Linked DNA regions of Homo sapiens: region 1 is linked to region 2. A link is a contact called in ENCODE Hi-C data. All regions are on one chromosome and are shown on one strand. The core of a region is the stretch at or near the end of the contact, and the rest is flanking DNA. Distances in the headings are between cores, read along the strand shown. Region 1 overlaps LOC105374641 (a long non-coding RNA gene). Region 2 holds the start of LINC02102 (long intergenic non-protein coding RNA 2102).

What was found. A loop is a pair of places that touch in the nucleus more often than their neighbours do. Pooled maps may share reads with other maps.
Region 1: a loop to region 2 is called in a pooled map of gastrocnemius medialis, with 1.9 times the contacts of the local background. The contact joins the enhancer-like site here to the promoter of LINC02102 in region 2. A Hi-C loop is called at or near these places in 2 of 168 maps with a recorded cell type or tissue (gastrocnemius medialis and naive thymus-derived CD4-positive, alpha-beta T cell), 7 of 37 single-sample maps with no recorded cell type and 13 of 50 pooled maps.

The regions. Positions count from the first base shown.
Region 1 is chr5:6,831,977-6,835,146 of GRCh38, reverse strand. It overlaps LOC105374641 (a long non-coding RNA gene), which reads right to left. Exons shown (of 3, transcript XR_925740.3): 2 at 2,849-2,925; 3 at 1-2,156. Among named protein-coding and RNA genes, the nearest start is that of MIR4278, 5.6 kb to the right of the region's middle. Within about 2 kb of position 1,499, at least 4 of the 41 ENCODE cell types and tissues checked have a DNase peak (open chromatin) inside an H3K27ac peak, as active enhancers do; they include gastrocnemius medialis, where a contact is called at or near this core.
Region 2 is chr5:6,705,617-6,709,228 of GRCh38, reverse strand. LINC02102 (long intergenic non-protein coding RNA 2102) reads left to right here and starts at 1,518. Exons shown (of 3, transcript NR_103771.1): 1 at 1,518-3,612.

The sequences.
Region 1 (3,170 bases), core at 250-2,749, 130 kb before region 2:
CTCTTCTCCTACTGATAATAAAATGAATTGTGTCAGCATCATGAAACGTGGGCACCAGAATCACCGACACCCAAGAAGATACAAGCAACCCTCGAAGGAGGGGTTGGCACATGATGTTTAAGAAACTCTACTTGCTGAGAAATAACCATGTCTTTTTCTCAAATTTTCATTTGTGAGTCCTCTAGACATAAATGTCATGGGTTAGCAAATCCTTTCTCTTTTCTTTCATTTTTTTCACTTCATTTCATTTCTTTTTTTTTTCCAGCACTCTCTCTGCAATATACAATTTAGAAGTCAAGGTGGGGATATAGGGTTCATCTTGTTAAAATCCTCATTGTGAGTTGGGGTGCTAGTGGCCAGAGAGATTGAGAGGCCTCCTTCAAGTGGCAGGAGAGGGCCTGGAGATGCTGTCTTGCCTGTCAAATGAGCTCTCACTCAGTGGGAAGGCCAGGAGAGGGCCATGATGAGTGCTCATTGACAGGCACCGTGGAAACCATGAGGATAGAAGCACTTGTGGTTTGTCGCCACGTTTTGCTTTTATAGGTTTGTTTTATTTTACACATGCAAATGGATGGCCCCGTTACCTGCTTCCCATGAGACAGAGACAGGAACATGACAAAATCATCATCCTGGGAACAAATAAGGTGCATCATAATACTTGCAAGTTATCTAACTTGTCCTTCATGAGCAGGAGTACACACACCTACACTTTCACATTTCACATTTCACCGCTGTTGTCAGAGACAGAACATAATTGATTAGAAGAAATTCCTGTTAACACACAATCAGTCCATCCTATGGATCCATGATATTCACAATTACGTTAACTTGTACATGTAATGATCTAATTGCCAAAAACTTCTATAGGGCTTACTATGTGCCAGGAATGACCCCAGGGTCCTTACTGACTTAACTTACTCAATCCTCACAACTGCCCTATGAACAGCTGCAGTTATCTCCCCTCTCTTATGGCTGAGGAAAGCGAGGGGCACAAAGGGGCTAAGGAACACACCCAAGGCCATACAGTAGGTAACTGGCAGAGTGACACCCTCATACTGGTGGATGAGTATTACCTGGTCTGTCATGGCCTTCAGGTTAGTGACCCAGACAGGAAATCTGAGACAAGGAACTCTAATATCTGCCTGGCCAGTCAGGCTGTAGCTCCGGGGCACACTTTTGCAGCAGGAGATGGAGCTGTTTGAGGCCGGGGGCATGAAGGCTCAGCTTTTGCCACAAGAAGCAGAATAGATTTCTTAGGGCCTCACTCTTCCCATCTGATGTGCTGCTTATTTCCTGTGGCTCATGGTGGCACATGGTGGCACACAGGCAGACCAGAGCCACCAGCTAGGACTTGCCCAGACTCTTAGGTTCCCATCCAGGTCTGGGGATGAGGGCCACTGCCAGAGTCCCCTGGGCTGTCTCCTTGTTCCCTGTCCTCCCTAAGCCAGTGTGAGGCAGTAATGTGCCCTCTTCCTGCCCTGTGAGGCGGCATGGGGTGGGAGGCTCCCTGGCTCTGGGGGACTGGACTGGCACACTGCCTCTCAGAGATGCCTGTCTGAGACACACCCCTCTGCCAGCAGACCCTGGAGCTGTGGCACTGCCCTAGCATTTGACTCAGGAATGTTTCCTCTTCCAGCTCACAGAGAAACTCTCTGTGGTCCACATTTACCTTAAATATAAGAAAATCAACTTGTCATTGGACTTATAGAAATATACACATGTTTGAAAGGGTTTGAGACACGCTAGGAGGTTTCTAAGGAGGCTTTGGGATCAACAACCAAGAGTAAGCACTGAAGATGCTTTGACTGCTTTGAGCCACCCCCTGGCTTCCTTTGGCTGGAGTCAGCCTTCTGTCCGGAAGGGCAGGCCCTGTGCCATGGCATCCTAACCACATCCTCACCAACTGGAGTCTGTTTCCATTAAAATGAAGTAATTAAAAATAACAGGAAAGGCTTTCTATTTATAGATGGTTTCATAGACACTTTTAAAAATACAACCTGAATTTGGCTCCAGTAATTGGCATTGGTTCTTTCAGGTTCTACGTGGATTTTATTTTTAGTGGTGCAGAATGATTTCTGAAGCATTCAGCTGTAATAACAGAAGAGGGCAACAGATGGTTTTGTGAAACATCAGGCTCCTTATTTTGAAGAGAATGGCTGCAAGGAAAAGGAAGGTTCTCTTTAGCTGTGATACTCATTCTCTTAGAGGTAACGTTTGTTCATGAATTTTCTATTAGTGATTTAAGGCATTTTCCAGAGATTGAGTGTTTGTCATTGCTCACACTAATCTTTGCAGAAACTTTGAGATAATTTCTCTCTTTTTATTTTTATGTCATAGATAGGAAAACTGAGTCATGGTGAGACAGGATAGGAATCAAAACTGTGTGGAAGGTTGCAATCAATACCTGTCCACCATGCTATGCTAGTGGGTCATTAATGACTGAGGTAAGAAACGCTGCATTTCTTGACAGCATTTGCTTCTGCGTTCACCCTTATAGTCTGGAATCGCCTTAATTTTAGAGGATTCTTGGCTATTTCACTTCCTAGATAAGACCAAGGTTAGTTTGGGGTTGATTTTTGTGCCAATTCTTACAATAGAGTGGACCTTTCCTTTCTTAGTGCCTTGCAGGTGCATATACTAAATCAATAAAAGTCATTTTTATGGGAAGGCAAACAGAGAAATGTGGTGTAGGGAGAGACTAAAGGGAAAGGAAAGGCATTTTGTGTCAAGCCTTTTTTTAAAGCCCAGGGTAAAACAATAGACAGTGTTGTTTAGTGTGAAATGGCAAAAACCAACCAACCAACCAACAAACAAACAACCCATCAAAAAACAAAGATAAAAATGGTACCCAAAGTGTAGACTAGGGTGATACGCTGGATTCACTCAGTGGTCCATGAGGGCATTCAACTTGTGAAGGTGAGATGGCTGTACGAGAAGAAAAGAAATGTTGTTCATTTTCATGGTCTTGAATACTAGGAAGTTACTAACCACAGCTTGAGATCTTTGAGTCCACCTGCTCTTACTTCTCCTCTGACAATAAAGGCTTTCTTTCTTGTCTCTCTTCTTACACACAGACACACACACACACACACACACACACACGTGCACATATATTTATATATAGGGAGACAGAGAGATTGTAAGGAATTTGTTGGAGATTTGATGAGTCC
Region 2 (3,612 bases), core at 269-2,768:
AGAAGCCACCCCAAGCTTAGTGGCTTAAAATAAGTGTTTGGTATTGCTCACAAGTCTACAAATCAACTAGGTGGTTTTGCTGCTCTGGGTCAAACACAGCTGATCTTGCTCCACTCAGCTGGCCAATCAGCTGAAGGCTGGCTGGGCTAGAGTAGCCTGGCTGGCAGCTGGGGCACTGGAGTTGACAGAGTTGACAAGGACCATCAGTCTCTTGTTATCCAACAGGCTGACTCAGGCTTGTTCTCAGGTGGCTGAACAGAGTTTCAGGAGTGCAAGCAGACATGCATGAGGCTCAGAACCGGCATGCCATCACTTCCTTACCATTCTGTGAGACAAAGCAAGTGGCAAGGCCTTGACAAGTCAAGGAGTGGGAAAGAAGCCTCCACCTCTTGATGGAAGGAGCTGCATCATATTGCAAGCGGTGTGGGGCACTGGAAGGGGGAGAATGGGGGATGAATTATGCTAACCTCTACTTCTGTTATCACATGACATCCTCCCCTGTGTATCTCTCTATGCCTTCTCTTCTTGTAAGGACATCAGTCATTGGATTTGGGGCCCACTCTAAATCCAGGATGATTTCATCTGAAGATTCTTAACTGATTATACCTCCAAAGACCCTATTTCCAAATAAGGTCTTGTTCTGACATTCTGGGTGGACACTAGGAGGTTGCATAGTCTCCTCCCAAAATTCACCCAGAATTTTGGGAAGACCACTTTGCAACCTACTACAGAGGCTTAAATAAAACAAGAAAGTTATTTTGCTCCCGTAATAAGAAATCCAGCAAGAAAGGGCCATTGGCATGGTGGCCCAGTGTCCCAGGATGTCCGAGCTGACCTGTCTGACATTCCCCTGGCCTTCACCTAAAGGCTGCTCTGGGTCCATCCCTCATGTCCACAGGAAGGAGGTGGGGGAAGAAGGACAGTGTCTGCTGTCTGTGACCCTTTGTATCAGAAAAGCAAACTTTTTCCAAGAAACCTCACGTTAGATTTGTCCTCAAATCTTGTTGATTAGAGCTAGTTATAAGGCCACCCCAACTGCGAGAGAGTCTGAGAAATTAAGACACATGATGAGACACAGAATGATCATGAATGACCTAAACCAATCGTGAGCCATTGTTTGTGCTTGACTTATGACCATGTTGAAAAAAACTGGGTCTGTTAGTAAAGAAGCAGGAAGTGGGTCTCATGTCCTGCCAGTGTCTGCCACCTGCAATCTCTTCTGAATTCAGTCCATACGAGTCTGTTTCTGAGAGCCTGCAAAGACCCTGTTTCCAAACAAGGTCTTGTTCTGAGATTCTGGGTGAACGTGAATTTTGGGAGGACACTTTTTGGCCTGCTACAGAGGCTTGAATGTTCTGACGAAATCTAGTTTTTGACCTTGAATAGAGTAGCCCCACCAAGAGAATACAACCCACAAGAAATGCCTCTTCTTTCCAACCACTCTAGAGCAGGATTGTCAACCAGAGCTGACTGTGTCTCCCAGGGCACATGTGGCCACGTCTGGAGACGCTTTGGATTGTCACGACTAGGGGTAGTTGCTGGGCCCCAGCGTCAAGCACATACAGGTGACAAATTCCGTCTCTGAGTGAGGGCCCAAAGAAGCTCTCAGCTCAATAAACGGAGATGTGTGTGATGTACACACATGTGCAGGGTACTAGTGGGAGACAGGGCAAGGGAACCTAGAGGTGTTGCTGGACTGATCCTAGAAGATGCAGAGTATTAGCCTAACAGAGGAAGGACATTCCAGGATGAGAAATGTCTGGAGACACAGCCCTGAGGACAGAAATTCCCCAGGGCTCTCAGTGGCCAGGGGCCAAGCATGGCAGCAGAAATCCAATGTGAGGCTGTTGGCCAAAGCCAGGCACAGGAAGGGTGTGCCATGGTCAGCACTTTTGGGGGTACCATTAAAAGATGTACCCCAAAGAGGGGTATGGTCTAACATGCGTTTTAAGAAAAGTTCACTTTGTCTTAACAGATGGAATTATGAGAGGCCAAGATTGAAGATGGAGGTAAAGGTTGGGGGGATGGCCTTTTGAGAGAAATAGAAAATCAGTAATGGGCACAGTATTAGGTATGCAAAGGATTATTTAGGAGAAAATAAATTAGGGTCAGTTATTGTAGTTGCTATAAGAAGCGATCTCAAATCAGAGTGGCATCACATGTTAAGAGTTTATTTCTTATTCACTTCCCAGTCCACTGTGGGCCTGCATGGGGCCTGGGGTATGGGGAAGGAGAACTCTGCTCCACACAGTCATTCAGGAATCCTGGCTCTTTCAGGCAGAAGTTCTGCCATTCCCTTGGGCCCTGGAGTTTTCAGCTAGTTCTCTGCAGAGGGCCAGCAAAGGGGTGAGGGGAAGAAATAGGATGGAGCATCCTGCAGGAGGTTTAGGGTCCAGGTCTGGGGGGTGGCCAGCACATCACTCACATGCATATTTTGGTGGCCAGAACTCAGACATGTGGCCCCATCTAACTTGAGGGAGGCTGGACTATATAGTCCAGCTGAGAGCCCAGAACAAAAAGGAACTGGGTCTGGCAAACACAGCACACTGACTTTGCCACAACATGTTTCGGAGGTAAAATCTTTGGGGGCTCAGTAATTGATTCAACGTGGAAGAAGGAGAGAGGAAAGTTCAGAGAGCTTCCAGGTTTCCACCAGGGAGGTCGGAACAGGTTGCCTTAGATGGTGACCGCAGGAGCCACTGCCTGAGCAAGGAAGATGGTGCATTCATTTTAAAATCGCTGTGTAGCTTAACATTCACTGCCCGTATTAACATGTGTCCTGCATTCCATTTATTGGAGAAATGTTTCTTTTTCTTTATTTTTTAAATGAATATAATTTACAATGTAAAAGGTCAAATAAAATGAAAGTGAAACAGAAAAATCCTCACTTTTCAATATTCCTTTCTCATCTAATGAAGACCCCTTCCCTTCTCTATTTCTCCCGGCTCCCTGCCTTAGGCCTAAAGCAACAACCAGAAGCCTTCCTGGGTGTTTACATTACAGCACACCAGACTGCAGGCACCGCCACCCCAGACTCTGCCTGCAGCTAAAGTCACCAAGTTTGCCGTGCCCCATAACTGAGGTCATTGGCAGCCCAGCACCAAGCCTCACTGGCATCAAGGGCAGCGGGTTAGTAAGCATGGCTCCACACGGGTAAGCAGTTCTAGGAAATGGGAAGAAACCCAGACCATCCATCTCAGGGTAAGTTTGCTGGATTTTCTCTCTCTTTTAAGAGTCTTTCAACAGGGCATACAGCCCATTCTCAAATTTAGATTTCTGTTTTTGTTAAGAACAGGGACTGTGGAACGAATTTGCCTGACTTTGCCATCATTCTGCCATTTCCTAGCTATGTGGCCTCAGGCAAACTGATTAAACTTACTGGCCTCAGAATGGGGAAAATTTCTGTAACTCATGCCTGGAATTACGTGAAGATGAAAAGCAGGCATGTCCATGAGATGCTTACAAGAGGGACCAGCGCCGTGTACCTATTCTGTGCATCCTACCCGTCCACTGTTCCTTCTCCGTGTTTCTTGAAGAAGCTGGAGTTTTCTTTCAGTCTTCTGCTTCTCCTGTTGCTTCCTCTAACTGAAGGAAGAATCAGTCCATGGCTTC